Linked DNA regions of Homo sapiens: regions 2, 3, 4, 5 and 6 are each linked to region 1. A link is a contact called in ENCODE Hi-C or POLR2A ChIA-PET data. All regions are on one chromosome and are shown on one strand. Each heading gives the region's core, a stretch centred on a gene start or an enhancer-like site at or near the end of the contact. The rest is flanking DNA. Distances are from core to core; before and after follow the strand shown. Region 1 holds the start of PDE12 (phosphodiesterase 12). Region 2 holds the start of PDHB (pyruvate dehydrogenase E1 subunit beta). Region 3 overlaps PXK (PX domain containing serine/threonine kinase like). Region 4 holds the start of ARHGEF3 (Rho guanine nucleotide exchange factor 3). Region 5 holds the start of ABHD6 (abhydrolase domain containing 6, acylglycerol lipase). Region 6 has its middle 21 kb from the start of ARHGEF3-AS1.

Region 1 (4,766 bases), core at 1,297-3,796:
GCAACAGTTTTATGACTTTAAAACATCTAGCAAAGAAAGCATAAATCTGTCTGACCAATTGATGTAGGCAAAATGTCTAAATTAAATTCTGAAGATATTTCTTTTTTTTTTTTTTCCGAGACAGAGTCTTGCTGTCTCCCAAGCTGGAGGGCAGTGGCGCGATCTCGGCTCACTGCAACCTCTGCCTCCCAGGTTCAAAAGATTGTCCTGCCTCGGCCTCCTGAGTAGCTGGGATTACAGGCGAACACCACTGCGCCCGGCTAATTTTTGTATTTTTAGTAGAGACAGGGTTTCACCATGTTTAGTAGAGATAATGAAACCCCGTCTAATTTTTGTATTTTTAGTAGAGACGGCGTTTTAACATATTTAGTAGAGACAGTGAAATTCCATCTCTACTAAAAATACAAAAATTAGCCAGACATGGCAGTGCACACCTGTAATCTCAGCTACTTGGGAGGCTGAGGCATGAGAATCGCTTGAACCCGGGAGGTGGAGGCTGCAGTGAGCCGAGATCACACCACTGCACTCCAGCCTGGGTGACAGAGTGAGGCTCCATCTCAAAAATAAAAAAATAAAAAAATAATTACATGGAGGCCAATGACAATTACAGTATCAAACACCTTTTTTCTTGCAATTAAAACCAAATGTTTTTAGCTTTTCCCCTTTCAAGAAAATGAAAATTAAAGCTTTTCCATAATTGCAAGCAAAACAACTCTAATGGCCCTCTTAGAAGAAATCCAGAACTTCATACTATGGCTTAGAATGCACTACACAATTTGGTGGATGCATATCTTTCTTATCTGCTACTCTCCCCTGGTCTCACCTTACTCATCACACTGGACCTCTTTCTGGTCTACAGGTAAAGCAATTCATTCGTTCTTCAAGACCTTTTTTTGTTTTGTTTTGAGACGGAGTTTCACTCTTGTTGCCCAGGCTGGAGTGCAATGGCATGATCTCAACTCACTATGACCTCCATCTCCCAGGTTCAAGCGATTCTCCTGCCTCAGCCTCCCTAGTAGCTGGGATTACAGGTGTGCGCCACCATGCCCAGCTAATTTTTTGTATTTTTAGTAGAGACGGGGTTTCACTATGTTGGCCAGGCTGGTCTCGAACTCCTGACCTTAGGCGATCCACCCGCCTCAGCCTCCCAAAGTGCTGGGATTACAGACGTGAGCCACTGGGCCCGGCGTCTTTAAGACCTTTAAAAGAAATAGCAATAAAGTGCACGATTCCTTAGGCCAGGGGAGGTGGTTTTCACTTGTTATCCCAGAATTTTGGGAGGGTAAGGCGGGGGGCTTGCTTGAGGCCAGGAGTTCGCGACCAGCCCAGGAAACATGGTGAAGCCCTTCTCTACTAAAATACAAAAATTAGCTGGGCGTGGTGGTGTGTGCCTGTAGTCCCAGCTACTTGGGAGGCTGAGGCACGAGAATCGCTTGAACTCTGGAAGCCGAAGTTGCAGTAAGCCAAGATCGCACAGCTGCACTCCAGCTTGGGTGAAAGAGCAAGGCCCTACCTAAAAAATAAAAAAATAAAATAAACAGATAAACAACTATTTCTTAATATATGCCCCATTATTATTCCTTATCTGAAATTGAATTTAACTGAGATCCTGTAATTTTATTTGTTAAATGTAGTAACTAAATAGAGTCTTCCTATTTACTAACTAAAAATAAACACTGGGTGGCTCTTGCCTGTTTGTACTTGAGAGGGTTAGGCGGGAGGATCGCACGAGCCCTGGAGTTCGAGGGGGCAGTGAGCTATGATCAGGCCACTGCACTCCAGCTTGGGCGTCAAAGTGACAACCTGTCTCTAATAAAAAATAACAAACAGCCTTCCGCAGTTTGTCAGTACTATTTCTTTCTGCCAATTAATAGTTGTGTGACCCTGAGCAGGTAATATCTCGGGACTCTGCATCTGTAAAGCGATGGATAAAGAGACCTACCTCATAAGAACTATGAGGCTTAAATAAGATAGTGTGTGTAGCGTTTCTCGCATAGTCTGCGCTCACTAAACGGAGTTATTGTATATCGTTCGTTGTTAACTACCACAAAGGCTCTGCTCAGAGGTGCGTAGGCGCTGGCTCAGCCTGGGGTGAACCCACCAGGCCACCGAAACGAGCGATCAGGGTCGGCAAAGCTGTGGAGATGAAATGGGCAACACCTTCCACACTGCGAGTAAAGCTCGCAATCCGGGTGGAGGCCTCCACGTCCTAGCGCAGTCCAGTCCCGGGCGCAGGGAGGAGAGCTGGTCAGCCAAGATTCCAAGACAGGTGTCCACCTCCTCCAACGAAGCGGAACACGTGACACCACCCTATCCACTTCCGGCTTGGAGGGCATGCCCTCCCGTCACCAGCATGCACTTTCGACAAAACCGTGGAATCTAGTATTTTCCTCTGACACCTTTATATTTTCTTCACTTCCCTATAATTCTGACCTATCGTGTAGGTAAAAATTAATCTTCAGAGTATTACAGACATGCGTGCCCACGCGCTAGGCGAAAGTGCGAGTCGGAAGCACTTCATTCCCTCTCTTCGCTAGCCGGAAGTCGCGAGATCTGAATGAGTCAAAGCCGGCGGCCTCGGCTCCTCAGCTCCACCTGACAGTAGGCCGCTGATCGGCCGCGGGTCTTGTCGACCGCTAGGCCACCAGGTTCATGTGGAGGCTCCCAGGCGCCCGCGCCGCGCTTCGGGTGATCCGGACGGCGGTGGAGAAGCTGAGCCGGGCTGAAGCGGGGAGCCAGACAGCGGCGGGAGCGATGGAGCGCGCTGTAGTGCGCTGCGTACCTTCGGAACCCAAGCTGAGCCTGTCATTCGCTTTGGCTGATGGTAGCCACAAGAACATGCAGCGCGACCAGAGCGAGCCGCTGGGTCGAGTCCTCAGCCGCATCGCTACCAATGCCCTAAAGGGTCACGCTAAGGCGGCCGCCGCCAAGAAGAGCAGGAAGAGCCGGCCGAATGCTAGCGGCGGTGCGGCCTGTTCAGGGCCGGGGCCTGAGCCGGCTGTGTTCTGCGAGCCCGTGGTGAAGCTGTACTACCGGGAAGAGGCAGTGGCTGAGGACGTGCTCAACGTGGATGCCTGGCAAGACGGCGCGGTGCTGCAGATCGGCGATGTTAAGTACAAGGTGGAGCGCAACCCGCCCGCCTTCACCGAACTGCAGTTGCCGCGCTACATCATGGCCGGGTTCCCTGTGTGCCCCAAACTCAGCCTCGAATTTGGGGATCCCGCCAGCTCCCTTTTCCGCTGGTATAAGGAAGCCAAGCCCGGAGCGGCGGAGCCCGAGGTCGGTGTCCCCTCGTCATTGTCTCCCTCCTCACCTTCTTCTTCTTGGACTGAGACTGATGTGGAGGAGCGTGTCTACACCCCGTCCAATGCCGACATCGGGCTAAGGCTCAAGCTTCACTGCACCCCAGGCGATGGGCAGCGCTTTGGGCACAGCCGGGAGTTGGAAAGTGTGTGTGTGGTAGAGGCTGGGCCTGGCACCTGCACTTTTGACCACCGGCATCTCTACACGAAGAAGGTGACTGAGGACGCTCTCATCCGCACTGTCTCTTACAACATCCTGGCAGACACGTACGCGCAGACTGAGTTCTCGCGAACGGTTCTGTACCCATACTGTGCCCCCTACGCCCTGGAGCTCGACTACCGCCAGAACCTTATCCAGAAGGAACTCACCGGCTACAACGCCGATGTCATCTGTTTGCAGGAGGTTGACCGCGCAGTGTTTTCTGACAGCTTGGTACCCGCCCTAGAGGCCTTCGGGCTCGAGGGGGTGTTTCGAATCAAGCAGCACGAAGGCCTGGCCACTTTCTACCGAAAGTCTAAGTTCAGCCTTCTTAGCCAGCATGACATTTCATTCTACGAAGCCCTCGAGTCCGACCCACTTCACAAAGAACTGCTGGAGAAACTAGTTTTGTACCCATCAGCGCAGGAGAAGGTGCTCCAGAGATCTTCTGTTCTTCAGGTAAAGTAGTTCCGCCCGTCTCTTCACATACTGTCCCACTTTTAGGGGCCAGGAAGGCGAGGAATGAGGTGGGGGTTAAAAGTGCGATGAAAGTATCCAGATATTGTTGAAAGGTGTGTTTGCCCTTGTATCTTCAGCACAAAGTTTACTCTTCATTCATTCAGCAGATATTTTTTGAACACCTCTGGTGTGCCTGCCATACTGCAGGTTGCCTTGAACAAGACTAGCAGGGACTTTTACAGTGCTTACAATCTAGCGAGAGGGACACACGCTAAATGCAAGAACAATAGTAGCTAATGTTTTTTACTACTTGCCAAGCACTGTTCTGGCACATTTTAAAGTACTTAAAATTTAAGAGCGTGGTGTGTTTTGAAGTGCTCCATAAATATAAACTAGTTTTTTTTAAATCATAGGCTCATTGAATCTTCACAGTAAGTCCCCTATTCCCATTTTATAGATGTCATTCTTGTGTTAAAGTTTTTAAGTAATTGATTTTGTTCATAATAAGAAGAGCAGCTACCATTTTTTAAGTACCTAAGGTGTTTCATGCACCTTATAAGATCATTTAATTGACTCCACACAACAGCCCATGAGGTGGATGGTATTGTCAGTGACTGCCAGTACGAAACTGGCTAGAAAAGCATCTTTTTGCAGGTCACATTGCTATAAATGGTGAAATGAGTATTCAAACCCAGGTCTGCCTGACTCCAAAGCCTGTGCTTACGCTTGAAAACACTTTCTCCAGTCAAAGTGTTGTCATGTAAAATGTATTGTTTATATTACTAGCTTTATATATTGGACTATTA
Region 2 (4,766 bases), core at 1,230-3,729, 880 kb after region 1:
AGCCTGGCCAACATGGTAAAACCCCATCTCTACTAAAAACACAAAAATTGGCTAGGCACAGTGGCGCGACCTGTAACCCCAGCCACTATGGAGGCTGAGGCAGGAGAATTGCTTGAACCTGGAAGCTGAGATGGTGCCAGTGCACTCCAGGCTGGACAACAGAGTGAGACTCTGTCTCAAAAGAAAAAAAAAGAAAACAAGAAATGTCTTTGGATAAGTTTCATAAAGAGTATTACATACCATAGCTGCACCTACAGCAATTCCAGCAAAGCCCATCTATAAAGTAAAATATAAACATAAGTGAAAATCCATAAAAATGAGGATAATGGACACTAACAGACATGCCCTCCAGGGTCTGCTTCCCACTGGAAGGCTTACCTCTGATATGGGAGTGTCAATAATCCTCTTGTCTCCATATTTCTTCCACAGCCCTCGACTAACCTACAATTAAGAGTTGATCCCTTAAGTGTATCTGGGGGTAACAGTGACCTCAATTTTGTATAACTTTCATATATTTTAGTTACCTTGTATGCCCCATCATACTGGGCAACTTCTTCTCCAAGCAGAAATACCTTCTCATCTCTTTCCAGCTCCTCATCCATACCCTGATTTATAGCATCACGAACTGTCACCTGTCACAGGTATGCAAAAACAGTCAATACAGAATTGTTTGGGATTCAACTAAGATTTTCTTCCTTTATATTTACCTAGGCTGCCCACAGCATACAATATAAAAACACTAGAACAAGCTTCTCTCTAAAAACTCAAAGAATTCTAAAAGTAACATTTCTATTACACATAGTTGGTCTTTGCATGTGTTAATGTACTGAGTGCTCACTAGGTGCCAAGTACTGCCAAATACTTTGCATCCAGAATGTAGGAGTTGCTCTTTTAATATAATGAATGGTAAAATCTAGTTAAAAAAAGGAAGGAGAGGAGAATTAACATACAATCCATCAATTCCACTTCTATGTATATGCCCCAAATAATTGAAAGCAGGGATTCAAGCATATACTTGCACATCAATGTTCACAGCAGCATTACTCACAATAGACAAAACAAGGCCAGGCACGGTGGCTCACACCTGTAATTCCAGCACTCTGGGAGGCCAAGGCAGGTGGATCACTTGAGGTCAGGAGTTCGAGACCACCCTGGCCAACATGGTGAAACCCATTCTCTACTAAAAATACAAAAATTGGCCGGGTGTGGTGGCGGGTGCCTGTAATCCCAGCTACTCGGGAGGCTGAGGCAGAATTGCTTGAACCCAGGAGGCAGAGATTGCAGTGAGCTGAGATAGTGCCACTGCACTCTAGCCTGGGCAGCAAGAGCAAAACTCCGTCTCAAAAAAAAAAAAGAAAATGTCGGGCTGAGCGAGGTGGCTCATGCCTGTAATCCTAGCACTTTGGGAGGCCAAGGCAGGCAGATCACTTGAGGCCAGGAGTTCAAGACCAGCCTGGGCAATATGGTGAGACCCTGTCTGTACTAAAAATACAAAAATTAGCCCGGTGTGGTGGCACCGGCATCTAATCACAGCTACTCAGGAGTGTGAGGCGCGAGAATCCCTTGAGCCCAGGAGGTGGAGGTTGCAGTGAGCTGAGATCGCGCCACTGCACTCCAACCTGGGTGACAGAGGGAGACTATCTCAAAAAAATATACATATATATATTATTCAGCCTTAGGAAAGAATCAAACTCTGACGCATGCTACAACATGGATGAACCTTGAGGACATTACGCTGAGATAAGCCAGACACAAAAGGACAAATGATGCCACTTATAAGAAGTTCTAGAATAGGCAACCTCATAAAGACAGAAAAGTACAACAGGGGTTACCAGGGGTTTGGGGAAGGGAAATGAGGAGTTACCGAGTAATGGACAGTTTCTGCTTGGGATGATTAAAAAGTTCTGGAAATGGATGGTGGTTAATGGTTGTACAACATGGTGAATGTACTTAATGCCACTGAATTATACACTTCTAAAAAGTACATTTTAAGTTAGGTCTATTTTGCTGCAATTTAAAGAAAAAAACATGGAGTGAGGGAGGAAACGCCTAGTCTTAGTTTTCCCCCATTGCCCAGCCAGCTGTGAGGTGGTGACTCGCCGGTGTGCTAATTGCCAGGCGGCGACAGAGGCAGCAGGAGCTCCACGGAGGATGCTGGCTCCGCAAACCCAAGGCCCACGGCGCCGGAAGGCCACAGCGCAGGCGCGACTCCGGCCTCCTTCCCGAGAGAAGGGGGGACCCTCCCCGCCCTCGTCCGACGAGCACCCGCGCCTGTTACCTGCAGCGCAGCCGGCGCGGTCCAGTGAAAGCGCCTCTTCAGCAGCCCGGAGACCTGGCAGGGAGAGAGGAAGATGACGGCGGGACGCAGGGTGGGCAGGGGTCGCGTGGGAATACAGGCCGCGCGCTGCTGCCTACCTCCCGAAGGGGTCTCCGCACCAAGCCAGACACCGCCGCCATCTTGGTCGTGTCCTCTATCCGCTGCCAAACGACAACAGAGGGGCCGGCAGACGTGAGCAGGCCCCGCCTCCACCGGCGCGGGCCAATGGCAAGGCGCGCCGGCTGCGTGACCCGCCCACCCGCCCACCGGGTGAGGGGCCGCGGGGCCGGGCTGAGGTGGCGTGTGGGTGGCCGTGCCCCTCTGCCTGGAGCCGCCTCAAATCAACTTTATTGACAGTAGGCGGTGACCGACAGGCGGGGTGCACGCTGGGCACACGTGCCTGGTCGGTGTTACTTGAAGCGTGGGGACTAGAAGTCAGACCCTGAGGAGCATGATCTCTGGAAGCTGGAGAGACCTTAAGAGTTAGGCCAACCTGTTGTGGGTGCTGGAATCCTTTGGGCACCAAGAAGTGCTTGCACACGCTCTACTGATGGGGAACTTAACACTTCATGAGTGAGTCTAGTCTTCCCTGGACAGTGCTGTCTGTTGATTCCTTATAATGCACATCATAGCTTTCATTGATTGCATTAAGCACCTACTGTGAGCCAAGCATTGAGATATGTGCTGTATAGCTCATTCTCACAGTACCCCACTTGGGTAATTAGTGTTATTATTATCTCCATTTTGAAGACGGTTAAACTGAAGCAGAAATTGATTAAATGAGCCGATATTTTAATTTAGGACTGTCTTGACTCTAAAGCATGGTCTTTTTCCCACTGCTTCCTAAAGCAGAAGTGGATTCCTGCTTGGGGGAAGGTTACAACAACTTTAGAGAAGGGCGGCCCTATGGATGTAGCAGGACAAGCCGCAGACGAAACTCCTCAGACACCGAGTTAAAGAAGGAAGGGGTTTATTCGGCCAGGGGCATGGGCAAGACTCTTGTCTCAAGAGCCGAGCTCCCTGAATGGGCAATTCCTGTCCCTTTTAAGGGCTCACAGCTCTAAGGAGGTGTGCGTGAGAGGGTCATGATTGATTGAGCAAGCAGGGGGTATGTGACTAGGGGCTGCAAGCACCGGTAATTAGACTGGAACAGGATAGGGATTTTCACAGTGCTTTTCTATACAATGTCTGTAATCTATAGTTAACATAACCGATTAGGTCGGGGTCGATCTTTACCAGGCCCAGGGTGTGGCACCAGGCTGTCTGTTTGTGGATTTCATTTCTGCCTTTTAGTTTTTACTTTTTCTTTCTTTGGAGGCAGAAATTGGGCATAAGACAATATGAGGGGTGGTCTCCTCCCTTATGGGGAGGTGCCAAACACTTGGCCATAGGGACAACCTCTGGAAGCTCATTAGTCTTAATTTGGCCCTTGGGGGTCAGATGGGACAATTGAGCACCCAGTCTCCACCCATCCCCAAGACATTCCAAACATTCCCTTCTATGGATCACAGCTGCAGGCTGCCAAATTAGGAATTTGCAACTTCCAGTAGGTTGCTGACTGGGAATGGGAGGGGGTGGAGGCAAAGGCAGAACAGGCGGATGCTGGGAAGTCTGTGGCAGCAACAGAGGCAGACTAGGAGGCAACTTCCAGATGGAGAGGAGGGGGACAGTTTTGAGATCTATTTGGGCTAGAATCAATAGGAATGCTGTAAGTGCTAGGGAAGAGCAGAGGAAAATTTTGGATTTTTGTCATTGCTGGATGGATAGATGGGGTAAGGGAGGAGCCTGGGGCAGTGTAAGTGCCAGGAGCTGGGGAAGTAAGAGTGTATTTTTGTTTATTTTTTGAGATGGAGTTTCACTCTGTCACCCAGGCTGAAGTGCAGTGGGCCTCACTGCAACCTCTGCCTCCCAGGTTCAAGCTATTCCCCTGCTTCAGCCTCCCGAGTAGCTGGGATTACAGGCACCTGCCACCATGCCCGGCTAATTTTTTTTATTTTTAGTAGAGATGAGTTTTCACTATGTTGACCAGGCTGATGTTGAACTCTTGACCTCAAGTGATCCACCCGCCTCAGCCTCCCAAAGTGCTGGGATTACAGGCATGAGCCACTGCAGCCAGCCTTTATTCTTTAGATGACTGGGACATACCCAGGTTGCCTGGAGCCTAGGGCCTAGTCAGGGCTAAAGGTAGAAATTTGGGGACAGCTGCATAGAGATGACATTTACTCTCTGGGACTGTTTCATCTGTAAAATGGATAGAAGATCTTCAAGATATGGAATCAACACCTTCTGAGTCTCCCTCACCTGCCACCATCGTCTAGTCCCAACTGTCCCTGCCAGGGCCTCAGGAATGGCCAGCACTTCCTAGACTGCCACAGCATCCCTGAGAAACTCCTGAACTTGAGATTTCAGCCCCCAAAAGTTTGTGGGTGGTGCTCAGAATGAAAAAGTG
Region 3 (4,766 bases), core at 815-3,314, 790 kb after region 1:
GTGCAAAAAGAGTAAGATTGAAGGTTTCTATGAGGCTAATGAACTTTGTTTTGTTTTTTTGAGACTGAGTCTCACTCTGTTGCCCAGGCTGGAGTGCAGTGGTGTGAAGTTGGCTCACCGCAACCTTCACCTCCCGGGTTCAAGTGATTTTCCTGCCTCCCAAGTAGCTAGGACTACAGGCGCGTGAGACCGTGCCCGGCTAATTTTTGTGTCTTTTCAGTAGAGGTGGGGTTTTGCTATGTTGGCCAGGCTGGTCTTGAACTCTGACCTCAAGTCATCCACCTACCTCTGCCTTCCAAAGTGCTGGGATTACAGGTGTGAGCTGCCGTGCCCAGCTGACTAGTGAACTTTGAATGAAAGAGGTAAGAGTTGGCAGCCATCCCTAAGCTGATCTGTTGTCAGGGCCTACAGAGTGGTGGACCTGATTGATGGCTCCACTAAGCATTGGTTGAAAGAGGACAAGCTAGTGGTCTCCTTCTGAACCACAGAACCAGACAATGATTTGTGTGACCGTTTTCTCAGTTCTTCCATTCTGGCTGCATAGGGATGGAGTTAATTCACTACATACGACAGAGGCCTTAGGGCAGTGCTGTCCAATGGAAGTATAATGCTAGCCACATATGTAACTTTACATTTTCTAGTAGCCATGTTAAAAAAGTAAAAAGAAACAGGTGAAATTAATTTAAATAATATATTTAACCCAATATATCCAAAATATTATAATTTCAACATGGAATCATTATAAAAATTATTACTATGTTAGGTGCAGTGACTAATGCCTGTAATCTCAGCACTTTGGCAGGTTGAGGAGGGAGGATTGCTTGAGGCCAGGAGATCGAGACCAGCCTAAGCAATATAGCAAGATCTAGTCTCTACAAAACTTAAAAAAAAAAAAAAGTCAGGTGTGGTGGCATACCTGTAGTCTCAGCTACTCAGGAGGTTGAGTAGAAGAATCCCTTGAGCCCAGGCAGTGGAGGCTGCAGTGAGCTATGATTGCACCACTGCACTCCAGCCTAGGTAACAGAGTGAGACCCTGTCTGTACTTTTTTTTAATTAATATGTTTTGCATTCCTCTTGTCATAAAAGTATTTGAAATCTGGTGTGTATTTTACAATTACAGCATATCTCAATTGGGACTAGCCACATATCAGATGCTCAGTAGCCACATATTGCTTGTGGCTACTAGGCAGCAGAGATACAGACATTAAAAATATTTGCCAGGCATGGTAGCTCATGCCTGTAGCCCCAGTTACTAGGGAGGCTGAGGTGGGAGGATCACTTGAGCCCAGGAGTTCAAGGCTGCAGTGAGCTATGGTTGTACCACTGCACTCCAGCCTGGGCGACAGAGCCAGACCCCATCTCCAAAAGAAATTAAAAATAAAATCCCAAATGTGTTGTTATGGAGAGAGATCCATGTTATATTAAGTGAGAGAAAAAGCAAGTCATAACACACTATGTTTAGTATGCTTTCATTCTCATAAATATCTTTTTTTTTTTTTTTTGAGACGGAGTCTCACTCTGTCGCCCAGGCTGGAGTGCAGTGATGTGATCTTGGCTCACTGCAACCTCTGCCTCCCCGGTTCAAGCGATTCTCCTGCCTCAGCCTCCTGAGTAGCTGGGATTACAGGCTCCTGCCACCACGCCTGGCTAATTTTTGTATTTTTAGTAGAGACGGGGTTTCACCATGTTGGCCAGGCTGGTCTTGAACTGCTGACCTCAAATGATCTACCCTCCTCGGCTTCCCAAAGAGCTGGGATTACAGGCATGAGCCACAGCACCTGGCCACATTTTCATAAATATCTGTGTTTATACCTGCAAATAAACAGTCTGTAACTGCACACTATCCAGTATTTTAGCCACTAGGCTAATAAAATTAAGCTAAAAATTCAGTCCCTTCGTCACCCTATCCACATTCCAAGAGCTCAGTAGTCCCTTGTGCATAGTGGCTACCATATTGGATATCAAGCCTTAGGTCACTGCTCTCTTCAAACTGCTGAACTGGTTGAGAAAGACTGAGCTTAACGGATAGAACCTGCTAGCCCTGCAGCCATTGGGGTTTTGTGACTACTGAGTCCCAGAGCCTCTGTGGTTTTTAAGAGTAACACACAGGAAGGAAGCTCACTGAGGTGCAACCGTTATTAGTACCTTGGGGAGTTTAACAGGAGCACAGTGTAGAAGCAAAACAGCTTTGTGGAGGACCCTGTTCCGTTTTTGTACAACTGAAATTAACTACTATTCAAATTGCTGAGGATCACATAAACCTGATGTCCACTTTAGGCATGTTCTTATAAAAATGTTCCTTTCGACTGCTTCTTAACTGCCTAATGTACATTATGGGGCTTGCTTAACATTTTGGAGAAAAAATAGTTTCTTACTTGTACATAACTTCTAGGTGGTGCTCACATTACATTCAGCTCCAGCAGTTTGTGTCCATGTAGTAGGAGGTAGGCTGCAAAGTATAGGGGTATTAAAACCAGGTGGTTGTGGTATTCTGAGAGCTCTATTGCTATAGTAACTCATATTCTCCAGGCCCGGGTTCTTGTCCTTACTCTGCCCTTCACCCTGTCAGCTTCCCCCTGACTTGATAGACTGGTTCTGCCTGTCCAGCTGCACTCTGTTCATCAAAATGAGTCCTTGGAGCATGTGAAAGTATTGTGTCCAAGGGCATAGAAGGTAGGAACCGCTGTGCCCCTGGGTCAGACTGGCCTGGGGTGGAGTCTATTCTCATCACATACTAGTGGTGCGCCCTTGTTTAAGGCATCTACCCTCTCTGAGCTTCAGGGTTTTTGTTGTATAAGAGATGTAGTGACGCCTCCCTTCAGACATTGTTGGGAGATGGAGTAAACTGAGGGCTAGAAGGCAGAGAGTAAGTGCCCCATAAGCAGAGCAGTTATACCTCCCTCTCTGAAGATATGTGTCTGCATGGCATGTGTACTGTGGTCACTTCCACAGTTGGTTATGAAATTGGAGCTAGTGTCTCAGGATGACACAGCAACCTTCTCAGAGTAGGAAGGATAGATTTATATGTACGTTATCCTAAGTGATGGTGACCATTATTAAAACCAGTAGGGACTTCTAGCTTGACTTCAGCCTATAGTTTCAAGCTTCTCTCCCACTAAATGCTTTAGCAGCCCTGTTACAAGTAGAAGAGCTCCTTTACTTTACTTTCATCTTCTGTTTTCCCAGTCTCCCCAGCACAGAAAGTACTGATGAGTAGTAAAATGACCAAAAGCTCCCTTGTCAAAGGAAAAAAGGTGCATTTATCATTGATAACATACCAGGCTCTTACCCAAGCTCAGATGATCTCAATCTTTATTACTCAGGATTCCTTATTTAATTTATTTTATTTTTCCAAGAAAGGGTCTCACTCTATCGCCCAGGCTGGAGTGCAGTGGTGCAATCACGGCTCACGGCAGCCTCCATCTCCCTGGGCTTAAATGATCCTTCTTGGGCTTCAGTGATCCACCCGCCTCAGCCCCCCAAATAGCTGAGACTACAGGTGTGCGCCACCACAGCTAGCTATTTGTGTGTGTGTGTGTGTGTGTGTGTGTGTGTGTGTGTGTATTTTTTGTAGAGACAGGGTTTCACCATGTTGCCCAGGCTGGTCTTGAACTCCTGGGCTCATGCAATCCACCTGCCTCATCCTCCCAAAGTGCTGAGATTACAGGTGTGAGCCACCGTGCCTGGCCAGGATTTCTTATTTTAAAGTATCATGTTTTAAATTACATGTGTAGCAAACTGAGAAACTTTTCCAAAAATTGTTTTTCCTGATTGTAAAAATAATTTATGCTCATTGAGGATAACCTGAAAAACGTAGGAAAAAAAAAATAGCCAAAAGTGGGCATAGAATCTAGGACAACAGAGGCTGGAGTCATGGTACTCCTTCTTAGAAATCAGAGACTGATACAATTGTTTCTCATATTTAAAGAGAATGGCTGCTTTTTGTTTTTTCTGGGTGCTCTTCACAGTGCTGCCACCGTCTTCTGTGCTTGCTGATTAGAGTCGTGATATACTCACCTGCAGACACTTTGTGTTTGCTATTTTCTTAGCAGGGAAGAAAACAGTTACAAAGCTGGCCATTGTGCTGGCTGCTCTAAATATACTGTCTTCTTTCATATTCACCATGACTCTGAAGGTGTGATTTAGCAGGTGAGGAAACTGAAGCACAGAGAAGTTAGGCTGCAAAGCTAATAAGCAGTCGTTGGGCTTCGTTCCAGATCTCTGTGACTGGAAAATGTGTGCCCTCCCCTGCTGGGGACTTGTGGCTGTGCTATGGAGGAGGGATGGCACATTGTGGCTGATCATGACACAGTGACCAGCTCCTCCTTCAGGTTCCAGAAGGGCTCCCAGGGGGCCTGTCTTTGAGGCAGTGGAAAAGGGGGAAGGTAGAGGAGACATGGCCCAGGAGGGAGCGCTTCAGTCTCCAGCAGGTACTCAGGTCAGTGCCAGTGAAGGGCGTGAGGGATGAGGAGCTGGCCACCTCAGATACCAGAGCCCAAAGAAAAAGCATCATTTCCAGCGGATCCGAGTTTCTATGTTGTTGTCTATTCTAGCCTACTAAACATGTAGTGGGTAGTTCTCTGAGATCATGTTCACTTCATCCATTTGTAGAGTTTTAGGACATTGTGAGGATTATTGAACAAGTGAAAGTTATATTTCGTTTTTAATTACTATTTAATTGAGCTTCAGATTTTTAAAGTTTGGTATTTTTTTTCTTTACTTTGATGTAAGATGGAATTACTGGGTTTCCATTTTAGCAAATTATG
Region 4 (4,766 bases), core at 756-3,255, 750 kb before region 1:
TCTCACATCAGGATATCCCCATACGAGGAAAATAAGTCATATTTTATAGTCTAGATCCAGCTACCAATGAAGAAAATTAATATTTGACATGTGATAAGTTTCATATTTGTGATATATAGACATATCTATATTCTATGTATAAGAATAAAATGAAATTAAGCAGGCAAGTTTTACCTAAGCCTTTAGCTAAACTACTCAAAAACACAGGACTAAGTAATAGTAGGAAGGGACTGGTTAGAGTCCTCAGCTATCCTCACTATTCTTTTCTTTGGCCCACTTCAATTTATTAATTTATTGGTTATGCCTTTCTTCCTTACAAGTGGAGTTTGAGTGGGCACCAATTGCGCTGCTCCTATGTTGATTAAATTAGGAAGTTCCCACTGAAAAAATATTATATCCATTCCAGGCCTGACCAACCTGAATTCTATGCAAATGCCACTAGGGCCATCACACTTTCACAGCTGCTGGCAACAAAAACTCTTTGTGATAATATTCGACTGAGCTGGAGTGTAGGGTTGGGTTTGAGTGAGGGAGAAGTTAGTTTGTGCTCAGCGTATAGAAAGCTGAATACAACCAGAGACTGCTTGGAGTCCTGTCAGCCTGGAGCAGCTCTTGCTAGAGGAAATGAATCTTTGATGGTGTGCTCCCGAATATACATGATTCAGTGAGCCAAGTGCATACAGCTGAGCAGACCCAAGGAAGGCGAGTGGGTGGAACCTCAAGAATGCTGTGACAAGGCCGGATGCACACCTGCCTTCAGCCTTTCCCCAGTGGTGGTGGTGATGTTTGATGTTCGCAGAGTGAGGTGTGGGAGAGTGGAAAGCTCCCAGATACACGCATGAGCGGCAATGACTAGCTGGGTCCTGTGGGTTCCACCGCAGCTTGACCACAGCAAAGCTGTAATCTAGCGAAAGCGACTGTATTCCCTAAGACCCTCAAAGAGAGGGATGCTTTCTCCTCCAGCTGAACCCAACCTTTAAGGCCAGTGAGCTATGTGCCAGAGAAATAACACGCAAGAGGAAAAGGCAGACTAAACATAACCTGGGAGCACTCCTTCACATCGCCCGCAAGGCACAGGAAAGTTCCCAGAAAGAGAAATGTTTCCAATGTTCCAAGGCAGCTTTCCATTGACCCTAAGGACTTTAATTCATTTTCAAGATCCATGTGGGAGACACTCCAATTTACTCATTTAGCCCCAGCCCCCCGGCTGAATGACCCTCACTGGCCACAGGTGATAGGCAGAGGCGCTGTGTCCTGTTTTTGCTGCCAAAGGGCTGCAAGGCCAAGTCTGACAGGTGAGAGGGCTGGTACGTCCCTCTGCTCTCACAACCCAGGCAAAAAAAACTCGCTTAAAGGGTAGCGACACTGGGGCTTGCTGACACTTCCCTGACACTGGGGCTTGCTGACAGTAGGAGAAAGTCCCTCTGAGAGTCCAGACAGAAGATGGACAGTCTGAGAGCCCTGCAAAGGCAAGGAGGCAGTTGCTCCCAGACCGGCAGGTAGAGGGACAGGGAGAGAGGAGGCAGCTAGTGCTTGGTCCACAGAGAAAAAGCGAGAGAAAAGGAGACAGGGTGAGAGATGGCGACGGGGAGACACAAAGAAGACTGTGGGAGAGATGTAGAGAGAGAAAGTGGCACACACGGAGAGTGAGAGATGGAAACAGAGACAGTGACACTGGACGGGCGCCGAGAATGGGAGATGGAGGCAGACGAGACAGGCAGATGACCCATAGAGGTCCAGGTGCAGGGCGCGGCCCTACCTCAGCGTCCTTGGCCGGACCGCTGGCCGGGGGTAGCTCCAGGCTGCAGTTCGCTCTCTTGACCGTGAGGTAGAAGGGGTAATCCTTGGCCACCATGGCGGCTGCCGGGCCTGCCCTTTGGGATGTCACCGCTGACCCTAGGCGACTACAAAACTCCCAGGCAAAAGGGGGCCCCAGCTCCACGATGCCGGGCGGCGGCGGCGACACGGAGACCGACAGCCGGCTTCTAGCCGGGCAGGACTCGACTGGGCTCCGGAGCCGAGTGGGCGGGACCGTGCCAGCCACGCCTTGATGGGTGGGGAGGGGGCGGGCCGCCGGCTCGGCACCGCCCCACGCTGCCGGGAGGGCCCACGTGCCGCAGCGCGGACACCTCCTGGGGCTGCGAGGGGCGTGGGGCGGTCCCGCGGGTGGAGAGGGACCTCTCTCTCCCCGCTGGTATTCGACTCCGGGCGCCCCCGCAGAGCGTGGGCCGCGATTGCGGGGCAGGCAGACCCCATGATAGCTCCTTTCGGGCTCTTTGGCACTCTCCGGGTGAAAGGCTGCTGGTAGAAAGGAGGCTGGGGCGAAACCGGGCAACGGGGAGAAAGGAGGCTGTAGTGACACCTGGAGGCAGGAAGGAGCCTGGGGGGAAAAGCGAGCGTTTTAAAAGCCCACATTAGAAAGGGGTGGTGTTCTCTCTTACCCTGTTCCCAGGCCACTGCACGTTTTTTTTGTTTTGTTTTGTTTTTGTTTGGTTTTTTAAATGAATGTCAGTGGAATATAATCTACAAATGGCAAAATGCACCCATTTTAAGAGTACCGTTTGTTGAGTTCTGACAAATGTAAACACCCGTATAACCACCTCCACAGTCGGTATACGAAACATTTCCACCACCCCCGGAAAATTCCCTCGAGACCTTTCCCACTTTGCACCAACTTTTAAATTTGACTAGCATATTCAGAGGCTGCCTGACACTCGAGGGCAATCTGACAGAGTGTCCTTCAAGTATAAAGCTGTGCATGGATGACCTGGCACTACCACACCTTTCTGGATCCTTTTTGGAGAAACAATGACATTATAAATGCCCAAGAAGGCGATTGATCTTAAGGTTGTTTGCAGCAGCCCTGTCTGGGGCAGTAAAAAATAAAAAATAACTGGAAACAATGGTAATATATCCATCAATAGGGAGTGCTTAAATAAACTTTCTTCACTGTGTAATACCGCTTAGCAGCAGTGAAAAAGGAGATGGGTCTATGGGTGTGGCATGGAAAGATCTCCAATGTATTAGACTCAGTTTAAAAATAATTGCAGACTAAGCATAATACAATACCATTTGTGTTAAAAAAAAATACAAGTTTACCAAAGAATATCATATATTTTCTATAAAGACATATTTGTGGGTAAATAGCATTGAACACTGTCTACAAGAATCCACAGCAAGCTTTTACCAGTTCCCCTGTGGCTGAAGGGAGGCACCTGGGTTTAAAGAATTAAAGATAGTGAACAAAAGGGACTTAAGCTTATAGCTCATGTTTTAAAATTTTTTATAAGAAAAATACAGCCTGGGCAGCAGTGAAACCCTGTGTCTACAAAAAAAATACAAAAAATTAGCCAGGGATGGTGGTGCACACCTGTAATCCCAACTACTCCAGAGGCTGAGGTGGGAGGATCACTTGAGCCTGGGAGGCAGAAGTTGCAGTGAGCCAAGATCATACCACTGCACTCCAGCCTGGGTGACAGAGACCCTGAGAAAAAATAAAAAAGAAAAGAAAAAAAGAAAGAAATAGAGGAAGGAAGAAAGGAAAAAGAAAAGAAAAGAAAAGAAAAAAGAAAAGATGGCTAGGTAGAGTGGCTCACACCTGTAATCCCAACACTTTGGAAGGCCAAGGCAGCAGTGTGGCTTGAGGCCAACAGTTCAAGACCAGCCTAAGCAACATAGCAAGACCCTGCCTCTACAAAAAAATTTAAAAATTAGCCAGGTATGGTAGTGCATGCCTGTAGTCTCAGCTAATCCCGAGGTTGAGGTGGGAGGATTCCTGAGCCCAAGAGTTCAAGGCTGTGGTGAGCTATGGTTGCACCACTGCACTCTAGCCTGGTGACAGAGTGAGACCCTGTCTCAAGAGAAAAAAAGAAAAATACCTTCATTCATGGCACTTCTTGGGAAATTATAGTTTTTTAAAATATTATAATTATCATATTTTCTTTCTTTTTTTTTTTTTTGAGATAGGGTCTTGCTTTGTTGCCCAGGCTGGAGTGTAGTGGCATGATCTTGGCTCACTGCAACCTTCTCCTCCTGGGCTCAAGTGATCTTTCCACCTCAGCCTCCCAAGTAGCTGGGACTACAGGCCTGGACCAGTGTGCCCAGCTAATTTTTGTATTTTTGTAGAGACAGGGTTTTGCCATGTTTGCCCAGGCTGGTCTCCAACCCCTGAGCTCAAGCAATCCACCTGCCTCAACCACCCAAAGTGCTGGGATTACAGGTGTAAGCCACCATGCCCAGCCCTAAAATGATCATCTCTCAAAAGTTATTTTGTAGACTGTACTGTTGAATCTTTTTCCTCCTCATGTGGAAAGTCATGACTACATCAGGTGGTGATCTATGGAGACACTATCTTTTGTTTTTACTTCCTGGGGATGCAGGGGATAGTGGGAATGGTGATATCCAGTCCCTGTTTGCGTGCTCTTTGCTTCTAGCTGAGGTCAGAACCCAGCAGTTCCTACTTCTCAGGCAGGACACCTCATAATACATAGCTCTTCATCCCAGGTATCAAATCCACACCCTCACACTAAATCCACTTACTTTCCTACCCAGCTAGTGCAGACAAACTGCCTTTGGAGGCAGAAAGAATTGGGCCCTGTGTAACCAGCCTGTTATTACCACACATGTAAATGAAGCTCCTGAATGGGTGGAGGTTCCAACTGAAATTGAAGAGAGCACCTGAGTTTTTTTCCCTCGATAGATAACCTGAAGCAATAGGAAGAAAACTGTCTCAGAAGAGGTATGGGGCAGGAAAGAGCACCTCAGAA
Region 5 (4,766 bases), core at 1,136-3,635, 680 kb after region 1:
CTGCTGGCAGAGGAAAGGTTTCAAAACTCTTTCTTAATGCTAGGGTGAGACCTGTCCACTGATAAGGAGTTTCTATTTGGGATGACTAAAGGTGCCATCTGGAAAGTACCAGGCCCCTGGGACTGCTCCCTGGTCTCCCACCTAGGTGGGATTCCTCAGTGACAGCACTCAGGGGTATCACCGGCTCAGGGAGGGGCCGGAGGTGAGTTCCCTTATCTCCTCTTGCCTCCTTCACTGTAAAACTGGAGCTAATAAGGTTTCTCTCCTGTCAGCCATCCAGTGGAGATAAGTCACCCAGAATGTGACTCCCACATGGGGCTCAAAAAGGTGTTTCTAAATATAAAACTCTGAGGGAAAAAAACCCTCGGGATATAGAAATTCCAGGCCCTTGGAGACGCCCAGGGTCACAGGCTGTGAGTTAAATAAAAAACCCACCAAACTGATGAACTACCCATTTTTAAGGTTTTGGAGAGGGAAAATTAAAAGACTAAGGAGCAATTGTTTTAAACTTTATACCAGGTGTATTGATGGCTTCTAGGCTGGGGCCTTCCAGGAAGTCATTCATCAATTTCATTGTCTATTTATTCACCCCCTGGACTCCTGTTTTGGTGAATGTTCCTGAGTCCAAGATGCTAATCCAATAGGTGGCCAGTAGTGACTGAAGGACATTTAATCCCCACATTTTGTGCTATCTCTGTGGACCTGCTCTGGGGATGTTGGTGGACTGCTGGCTTGGAAAGGTTCTGCTTCAGCCGTAAGGAGAGATAAAGCCAGAGAGGTGGGACTGAGCAACCCGCTGTTTGGTGAATAAATTGCCACTGAAACTCGGGGGCCATTCCCTGAAGTGAATCACATGCAGCCATTGAAGTCTAAGTGATAAGGCAGCCAACAATTTAAAGGAAAATGCTCCAGCCCAAGCCAGGGGGACTGTCCCAAACTCCGGATGAATTCCAGCTGCCCTGCAGAGCAGGGTTTACAGGCATGGGGATCACTAGTGGCTTCAGAGATGCCCCTTTGCCACTTCTCCGGGACTTCTTGACTGTGTCCTATTCTTAAAACCCAGGACCTGCACCACTCAGCCAGGCTCCACCAGCGTGGAGGCCTTGGCAGGCTGAGGCCCAAAGGCTGCCTTTGTGGGGGATTTAAACGGCCAAGAGAGTCTTGCTGAGCCCTGGCCCCTTGACGTCTGGAGTGGCAGGCCAAGCACTCAGTGCAGCAGGAAGATCTGGGTGCCACTAAGGCCCCTAACAGGTGTAGTAAATATCTGTTAAATGAACGAATACATGTTTTGATGAAAGAAGCCCACAGTGCAGTGTGAGCCCAAAGGGGTCTTACTGAAGGCTTCCTGGAGGAAGTGGCAGCTAAACTGAGACATGGAAAACACGGAAGAGTAGCCAGGCCAAGCTGGGGTTTAACTGTCCCTAAAAGAAAGAAACGACCATAGCAGGGGTTTAACCAGAGGTGGCCGAAGGCCTTTCCAGGTGCCCATTTCTCCCGTATAGCTTTGGAGTCAGACGATCCTCGGTTGGAATTCCCAGTTCAGTCCTTACAGTCTGACGTCCCGCACAACCCGACGCCGGCAACTGTCTCCAAACACCCGAGAGCCAGGGCGGGAGCATGAGCGCCTACGGTGTTCCTTGGGGTGGAGCCCTCGCAGTGTCCAGAGGATTTGGGGGCTCCTGCGCCCCCATTTCTCCCATTTCCTGGACTATCCAGGGCAAGCCCCTCACCTCCCTGAGCCTCGGTGTCTTCTGAGAAAAGAAGTCGACCCCAGTGCCTACCTCATAGGATTACGTGAGACAACCGATGTCAAGCAGTGTTGCTTTGCTGCCTGAGAACCCCTGCCTGTCCCTTTCTCTCTGATGCCCTTCGGGGCAGAGATCCAGAGATCCTGCCTGAGTCACTTTGGCGGGTTTAATGCCCAGCCGCGCCAGGCACACAGTAGGTGCTCAGTAAGTGAAACAGTGCCGGGAAGAATTCGGGCCGGGGATGTGGAACTGTGTGTGGCTCTGCGGGCTCAGAGGCCCTCCCCGCGCCCCGCCACCGTGTGCGTTCCGGGGCGGGGCGGGGCGGGGGCGGGGGCGGGGGCGGGGGCGGGACCGGGCGCTCGGGCTCCGCCCCCGGTACCTCTGTAGGCGATCCTGCTCTCGCCGTGGCTTTCGGGTGCTAGGAGACAGTTGCCGGCGTTGGGTTGTGCGAGACGCTAACTGTACCCTCCGGGTTTAACGCTGTGAGGCAGCGCGCGGAGGAACTGGGGATAAGCGCCCCGGAGCCCCCAAACAGAGCGCGGCCGCTGGGGGACAGCGCGCGGCGCCGGGTCGGGGCGGGGCGGCTTTTCTGTCGGAGGACGCGAACCGGCACGCTGCGCCTTTAAGGAGTCCAGCTGGGCTGGGCGCCGGAGCTGGGAGCGGCGCGGGTAGGAGCCCGGCGGCAGGTCCCAGCCCGGGGCTAGAGACCGAGGGCCGGGGTCCGGGCCCGGCGGCGGGACCCAGGCGGTTGAGGCTGGTCAGGTGAGCGGAGGCGGGCGGGCGGGCGGTGGTGCGCTCCTAGGGGGATGGGGCGCCCTGATGGCCCCGTGACCTCTCCCCCAGTGTCTCCCTGCAGCGGCGCATCGAGTGGAAAGAGTCGGCGATCTGCACTTGCCTTTCCACTCCGCTCCCCGCGCGGGCGCTGCCCCCACCTCCCGCTGCCTGGATAGGTTTGAGATGCCCGAAACCCGGCGCCCCATTTCCTGGGTCCAGCCAGCCTCTTGAAGCCGGGGGACAGAGTGAGGACGGGTCGGGACCTGCACCCTCTTTCTACTTCGCCTCCCCACCCCCTGCGCCCGCAGCAGCCCTTAGGCGCCCCTCGCAGTGCCGAGAGGATTTTGGGGTCCTGCAGCCCTGTTTCCCCCATTTCCTGGAGAAGGACTGCAGCTCGCCCACCCAGATAGCATCTTGCTCCGTGTCACGCGCCGCCTCCGCGCCGTCCCCAAGATCTCGCTCCGCTACTCCCCTCCCCCAGCAGCCTTTCAGCTTCCCTTTCCCCAGCCTGCCCCGGCTCCCGTGCCCTTGCGCCCCTTCCGTGTCGAAACACTTGAATCAGGATGCTGTCCAGCCAGGTACCCGCCGGCAACTTGCGGTCCCCCGCCTACAGCGACACAGGTTTCACGGCTGCCTTAGAAATGCGGATTGTGTAACGCCGGCTGCAGGGCAGTGCACGTGCAGGGTTTGCGCCCCTGAGCCCACAGCGAGGCCAGGTGACAGAGTGAGGCATGGGGGAGTGGGGGAAGAGGAGGATGCCAGAGGGTCTAGATACTGTGCATGCAGAGAATATGTATTTTGAGCCCTTTGTATGCCCCAGGAGCTGGGTGGTTAGGAAGAGGAAATAAAGTGGGGGTCTTACTCCAGCTGGGACCTGGAGGCCCTCATTTATCTCGCCGCCCCCCTCCCCGCTGCTCCCGCCTGCTCAGAAATCCCTAGTGGCTCCACCTGGCTAAGAGTTTAAAGTAGTTTATAATGAATAATAGCTGACATAGAATAAGCAAATCTTGTGTGCCAGGCCCTGTCCTAAGCCCCTTAAAAGAATTACCTGCCATACTTTCCCCAACAGCCCCTTGAGGTAGGTACCACCGCTGTGCCCATTCCTGAGAGCAGGAATATGAGGCTTCCAGAGGTGGTACCTTCCCAAGACACGAAGTGAGTCTGGCCTCAGAACCACCCCCTTCCCCCAACCGCCCCCCCAACCCGACCTCGAACCACTAGACTTTTTACCCAATTTCAACAAATTCTTATCAAGAACATTGTTATAATATAGGAAATTAGAAATAACAGAAATTAATCACCTGTGTTTCTAGCACTAATTTGTTTTTCTCAGACCAGCAAGGGCCTCTCAGCTTCTGGTAATAGTACCCACTTTAAAGGGTAGTGGCAATATTTAGATAAAATAATGCACAGGGCCCAGCATGTTTTAAGCACTCAGAAAGCAGCAGCTGTTATTATGAAGAGTGGTAGTTGACCACTACCTTGAATTACTGGAAAAAAATAATTAATAAATGGCTCACACTGACTCTACAGAAATTAACCATTTTGTGTGCTCAGAAAGGCCTATGAGACTTTCTCTATTTTCATCTTTTTATTATTTTTATTATTTTGCCTTTTCGACACATTCTGTGGCTTTCGTCAACTCCAAATTATCCATTGTCTTTGTAGTTAGAGACAGAAGTGCCCTTCTGGTTTTTTTAGCTTTTAAAATGTGTGACCTTTGATTCTGTGAGCATCTGCAAACCTAGAGTAAAAGATGGGAATGCAGTTTGTGCAACTGGGAAGTAATTCTGAAACTTGATATGAGAAAAAAATTGTCCTTAGAGGTGATCCTGGTTTGCAGTATGCGTTGGGTGAGGTCTATCCTGGGGGCGAGAAGTTAGACTCAAAGATTATCTTTGGGTTTGGAGGGAAGAAAGGCAAGCATGAATGTTTTGTCTCGGTGTGGTGGGCTCACACCTCAAAGTGGCCAGCACTTTGAGAGGCCAAGGCAAGAGGATCACCTGAACCCAGGAGTTCAAGACTAGCCTGGGCAACATGGTGAAACCCCATCTCTACCAAAAAAAAAAAAAAATTAGCTGGGAGTGGTGTTGCGTACCTGTAGTCCCGGCTACTTGGGAGGCTGGGGTGGGAGGATTGCTTGAGCCTGGGAGGTCAAGGCTGCAGTGAGCTGAGATTGCTCCACTGCACTCCAGCCTAGGTGAAAAAGTAAGACCCAGTCTCAAAAAATAAAATAAATAAATA
Region 6 (4,766 bases), core at 1,099-3,598, 640 kb before region 1:
GAGCCCTTTCAAAATAGCTGCTTCTGGAAACCTCCCTTTCAACTTTTGTCATGGATAACAAGAGGTCTTCCTGCTCAGAGCTATTATGGAAATAATTCATGGCTGACATTTCTTGTTTTATGAAGTGGGGATCTCACCAGAATGAACATCTTGCTCCAGTTCCTTGCCTTATAAAAAACCCAGACCTCTTGGGTGAGGTAGACTTGTCTCATAGGAAACTACAAGGTTTCAGATTGAAAACTATGCCTGGCTCACTCCTTCCCCACAAACAAACCAGCACTCTCACCCTCCTTGCACATTGGCAGAAGGTCTCAAACTCAAGGAGACATAACTCCAGTGTAGTTCTCAATTATTTATTTATTTATTTTAGTTATCTAATGGGGTAGTATTTGACTTGCAAAAATCTTCCTAATTACAAATTTTAGCTGTTAAGATTTAGCCCAGGGTTTCCTGGGGCCTTCTTACAAATGCACGGATTTTTAAGAGCCTTCCTCTGTCTCAAGCCTGAGTAAAGTCTGGGGACCCAGCAAAGACAGCAGGTTCATTTGAACAACAAGCTTCCGGTCTAACAGAAGGAGATTAAATCCAAGACTTTTATGAGAAAGCAGGCTCTTTCCATTCACGTTGCCAGAAATTTGCAAAAAGTGCTGAGGGGTCCAGGAAATAAGTGAGCTTGGCAAATGCATTTTCATGGGGACAAAGTCTGAGAAGGGTTCTCAGAGCCAGAGACACATGGGCAGCGTTCTGATGGGTGTTCTAGGCAAAAGAACTGGCAAACTCAACAGCAAGGCAGTGCAGAACTACAGGGTATTTTGGAAGACACCAAGTACTTTAATAGGTCTGGAAGCTGAACTGACAGGCTTGGGTCTTGCTTCAAAAAGTGTGAGGGAATCACACCTGCTTAGAGAAAGGAGGAAGTGAAATCACTGTAAAAAGCCTTACGCCTTTCAGGCAAGCATCTGGGTCACCATGGAGCTAGCACCTGGAAGCACTCGGTAATGAGTGTCAGATCAAATGACAGTGTCCACTGAGAGGTGGGTTTCAGATTGTCCTTGGGATTCCCTATTTCCTAAAGCCTGACTCCCCACAAAGCAAGCTGGTTAAGTGGTGGCTGGTGGAGGGGTAAGGGCAGGTATTCCTAAGGCGTCTTGTTCCAGCCTCCTACACAGGAAGGGTCCTAAATTTGAACAAGCCTGTAAACAACTTGAGATTAGCTAGCTTTGGGGACAATTCAGCCGATGAAGAAAGACAGTGCCCTGGGAAATGCGGGAGGCTCCATCACCCAGCCATTCCTCTCTTGGAGTATTTTCTGACAAGCCACTTCAAGGAGTCCCAGCAGCCAAGGCCAGCCTCACCCCAGTAAGGATTCACTGGAAATGTGAGACGACCAGGGCATTGTACGTTTTATTTCTTTGGAGAGGAGGAAGGAAACATTCACATGAACAAATCCTAGAATGATTCAACCTAACTTCCGGCTGCTGACTGAATGGGAAAGAAGAACTGAAACCCGTGGGCTGCAGCACTTCGTGCAAGAGGTGAAACTTGAGGGGCTCCAGGGCAGGTAGCAGTGGAGCAGGGAGGGGCAGAGAGAGGGCCAACAGATGCCCTGGCAGGGGAAAGGGATGCAAGCCTGCAAAAAGGAAGCAAAAACAGGGCACGGCCGTCTCCTCTGATGCCCTTGCTCTGACCAGAAGCAAGAACTCCCGGATTGAAATGGGTCCATGAAGAAGGCACTTCAAGAGGAGAATTTCAATAGTAAGAGGCTCTGATCCGCAAGGTCCACGTTCATTTTGAGCTTTATAATGGGATATCAAAAGGAACAGGAGTCTTCTCTATGGCATCTAGGATACTACTAAGTATTCAAACATGTTTATGTATTGGTTTTTACATTTTAATAGTAACATAGCATCACTGTCACACATTCGAACCACACAGAAGTATACACATTCAAACCACAAAGAAGTATATAAAGTAAAAAGTGAGTCTTCCCAAAGGCCCTACTTTTTTTTCTATCCCGATCCCATTTGCTGGATGCACTGGTGTTAAAAAGCCAGACGTAGACAGAGGTTCATAAACCCAAAAGGATTTAGGAGCAGGGGTCAGGTACCTGAAAGAAAAGGCCAGGTGGGCACTGGGGCACCACTGAGAGTTTTTGTCTTAGGTCAGTTCCAGCTTTTCGGGTTCCTAAGGGGTTAATCATCCAGGGTGAGCAGACATTCTAATTTTTTCAATAGAAGCCTGAAATTCAGGGTTTTATGTAAAATCTCTCAATTTGTAAATGCTGGCAACTATTCATCACCATAAGAAGTACTGTATGGGCCACATAACACAGTTGCTGGCTACATTTGGCCCAGGGGCCACCAGTTTGCACCCTCTGGTGGTAATCCTTCCAGACATTTCCTTCTGTCTAAAAACACGAGTTGCTGGGTGTAACATCTTATTTTTTTCAAAAATAGAATGATAACATTGTTCTACCACTTGCTTCTTTTTTCATTTAACATCCAGGGCATCTTTCCCTGTCACGCACATTTTTGACCTCTTACTGCAGAGCATGCTATGGTATGGAAGGAAATTAACTCATTTAGCCACCTGCCCTGTGGACATTTAGCAAATACGAAAGATACACTTGAAATGTCACTTCTCATTGTCCATTCCTCTTACCTCTGCCAATGTTGATAACTCATGATGAAAGTGCACCTGTGTGTGGATATTAACATATCATACAGCCACAATTACTGAAACCACAGCGACTAAGGATTTTTTATGTTTTAATATGAGCACTTACCATGTATTTTCCCACGTGATCCTCACAACAGTCCCAAAGTAGGCCTTATTATTATCTTTCTTTTTGCAGATTTAAAAAAACTGAGACTCAAAAAGGTGGTGTACGCCTACCCATGGCACGTGGCCTAGAGGTGGTGAGGTTGGTCAGGAGTGGGGCCTAGCAAGCTTACTTCAGAGCTCCTGCTACAAGCATACAGCCCTCAGAAGACACAGCGAGAAACCTGCTCTGGGATATTCAAGAATCTGACATATTAGAGCACAAACCACTAGAGAAGGATCGCTAACAATGGGACAATTCACTTGCCTCTTGGAATGAAAAGCCTCATTTTAAAGCCCTTCTTCATACTCATCCAACATAAATTCTACATAGATTGGAGAGAAATGTTAAAAGGGGGAAAAAAACCTACAAAATTCTGGGGGCATAGGTTTTCAGGGTATGGTATTTTTCTTTCAGTATATAGAGTTGAATCATATATTTATACACAGGAAACTACCTATAGGGTGCCTACGATGCAAAGATGAACCCTGTTTTCCCACAGCTGGTTAAATAACCAAACTGGTAACAACCCCTCTTGTTGGGCTCTAAAGAGATTAGCACCAAAACTGGGACCTAACTAAGGTGTCACCAAAAGTGTCATGGTATCACTAGAACCAGAACCATGTTTCCTGTGTTCTTGTTCGATATATCTGAGGGTATTTTCTGTTGAGAAGTTCCAAGCAATTTCCTTACCAAAGATATTATAAGGAACATACTCGTCAGGGTTGTGAGAATTTCATTTACATAAAATAAAATATTTAGATTTTAGCAGAATTACTTCTTCATTAAAAGTTGGCAAGCAACGATGATTCTTTCCATTTGAACTTTATCCTGGTTCCTTAATGTCTTTCTTATTTGTACTTAACAAGCCAGAAATGTCACAAAATCTTACAGTTGGAAAGGGAATTTCAAGGTCTTTAAACATACCCCATTTGATACTTCAAATTTTAAAATTCCACAAACTGAATTTAAAAATAGGTAGTAAAAAAATCTCATGGCCAAGGCCGGGCACGATGGCTCATGCCTGTAATCCCAGCACTTTGGGAGGCCGAGGCGGGCAGATCACGAGGTCAGGAGATCAAGATCATCCTGGCTAACGTGGTGAAACCCTGTCTCTACTAAAAATACAAAAAAAAATTAGCCAGGCGTGGTGGCGGGCACCTGTAGTCCCAGCTACTCAGGAGGCTGAGGCAGGAGAATGATGTGAACCTGGGAGGCGGAGCTTGCAGTGAGCCGAGATTGCACCACTGCACTCCAGCCTGGGTGACAGAGCGAGACTCCATCTCAAAAAAAAAAAAAAAAAAAAAAACTCATGGGCCAGTGCAGTGGCTCACACCTGTAATCCCAGTGGTTAGGGAGGCAGAGACATGAGGATGGCTTGAGCCCGGGAGTTCAAGACCTGCCTGGACAACATGGTGAGACCCTATTCTCCATAAAAAGAAAAAAAAAAAGACCAAAAAAAAAAAGGTTGGAAAAAATCTCAAATGGGATGGTAGCCGTGACCAAATTAAAATAATATATTGCACACTGGCTTACCCAAGGTTCCAACATCATAAGATTATTAGTTCTCAGATCTTAGGTTTCTAAGACTGTTGTCAAATTTAGGTAAGACTAAGGAAAAACAAAAATTCAAAAACAAATTCAGGTAACACTAAGGAAAAACAAAATTTGGGTGTTACTAGGTTATCAGGGAGGCATAAAGCACAGCAAGCCAGTGAGAAATAAAAAGAATATCAAATTAGAGCCTGAGAGTTGCTCACAGTCATGCACTTTTATTGAATGTCTTTATCTACTCCTCAAAGCTGGAAGGGTGGTTAATCCAAGTAAAACCTGAACAATTCCTCTGCCTGCTTCACCATGAACTCTAGACAAATGGAGCAGCGGTGTCCAGACACTTTCCCAGGCCAAGGCCTATTGGACTCAAGGTGGTTCAACTCAAGAGACT

What was found. A loop is a pair of places that touch in the nucleus more often than their neighbours do. ChIA-PET counts read pairs that join two places held with the same protein, here RNA polymerase II (POLR2A). Pooled maps may share reads with other maps.
Region 2: a pooled map shows a loop between it and region 1 (6-fold over the local background). The contact joins the promoter of PDHB here to the promoter of PDE12 in region 1. A Hi-C loop is called at or near these places in 1 of 37 single-sample maps with no recorded cell type and 9 of 50 pooled maps.
Region 3: a loop to region 1 is called in a pooled map, with 4 times the contacts of the local background. The contact joins the enhancer-like site here to the promoter of PDE12 in region 1. A Hi-C loop is called at or near these places in 1 of 37 single-sample maps with no recorded cell type and 2 of 50 pooled maps.
Region 4: a loop to region 1 is called in a pooled map, with 5 times the contacts of the local background. The contact joins the promoter of ARHGEF3 here to the promoter of PDE12 in region 1. A Hi-C loop is called at or near these places in 10 of 50 pooled maps. POLR2A ChIA-PET finds 5 or more read pairs at or near these places in 2 of 52 experiments (activated CD4-positive, alpha-beta T cell and activated naive CD4-positive, alpha-beta T cell).
Region 5: a loop to region 1 is called in a map of CD4-positive, alpha-beta T cell, with 4 times the contacts of the local background. The contact joins the promoter of ABHD6 here to the promoter of PDE12 in region 1. A Hi-C loop is called at or near these places in 1 of 168 maps with a recorded cell type or tissue (CD4-positive, alpha-beta T cell), 1 of 37 single-sample maps with no recorded cell type and 10 of 50 pooled maps. POLR2A ChIA-PET finds 5 or more read pairs at or near these places in 1 of 52 experiments (activated T-cell).
Region 6: a pooled map shows a loop between it and region 1 (16-fold over the local background). The contact joins the enhancer-like site here to the promoter of PDE12 in region 1. A Hi-C loop is called at or near these places in 1 of 37 single-sample maps with no recorded cell type and 8 of 50 pooled maps. POLR2A ChIA-PET finds 5 or more read pairs at or near these places in 1 of 52 experiments (H1).

Annotation. Positions count from the first base shown.
Region 1 is chr3:57,553,728-57,558,493 of GRCh38, forward strand. It overlaps PDE12 (phosphodiesterase 12), which reads left to right and starts at 2,547. Exons shown (of 3, transcript NM_177966.7): 1 at 2,547-3,960. The coding sequence starts at 2,653. It also overlaps a transcript of DNAH12 not described here. RefSeq lists enhancers at 2,041-2,820, 3,311-3,480, 4,377-4,766.
Region 2 is chr3:58,431,353-58,436,118 of GRCh38, forward strand. PDHB (pyruvate dehydrogenase E1 subunit beta) reads right to left here and starts at 2,480. Exons shown (of 10, transcript NM_000925.4): 1 at 2,416-2,480; 2 at 2,279-2,332; 3 at 525-632; 4 at 379-441; 5 at 241-276. The coding sequence starts at 2,457. It overlaps LOC107986092 (a long non-coding RNA gene), which reads left to right and starts at 2,243. Exons shown (of 4, transcript XR_007095933.1): 1 at 2,243-2,890. RefSeq lists enhancers at 2,236-2,455, 3,498-4,107 and a silencer at 2,516-2,755.
Region 3 is chr3:58,347,872-58,352,637 of GRCh38, forward strand. The region is part of intron 1 of PXK (PX domain containing serine/threonine kinase like); the gene reads left to right. It overlaps LOC105377106 (a long non-coding RNA gene), which reads right to left. Exons shown (of 3, transcript XR_940876.3): 3 at 4,656-4,766. Among named protein-coding and RNA genes, the nearest start is that of PXK, 17 kb to the left of the region's middle. RefSeq lists an enhancer at 1,635-1,914. Within about 2 kb of position 2,065, at least 9 of the 41 ENCODE cell types and tissues checked have a DNase peak (open chromatin) inside an H3K27ac peak, as active enhancers do.
Region 4 is chr3:56,799,944-56,804,709 of GRCh38, forward strand. ARHGEF3 (Rho guanine nucleotide exchange factor 3) reads right to left here and starts at 2,006. Exons shown (of 10, transcript NM_019555.3): 1 at 1,760-2,006. The coding sequence starts at 1,855. RefSeq lists a silencer at 2,006-2,175.
Region 5 is chr3:58,235,407-58,240,172 of GRCh38, forward strand. It overlaps ABHD6 (abhydrolase domain containing 6, acylglycerol lipase), which reads left to right and starts at 2,386. Exons shown (of 10, transcript NM_001320126.2): 1 at 2,386-2,510. RefSeq lists an enhancer at 1,797-2,736 and silencers at 1,958-2,127, 2,138-2,627.
Region 6 is chr3:56,916,948-56,921,713 of GRCh38, forward strand. It overlaps a transcript of ARHGEF3 not described here. Among named protein-coding and RNA genes, the nearest start is that of ARHGEF3-AS1, 21 kb to the right of the region's middle. Within about 2 kb of position 2,349, at least 3 of the 41 ENCODE cell types and tissues checked have a DNase peak (open chromatin) inside an H3K27ac peak, as active enhancers do.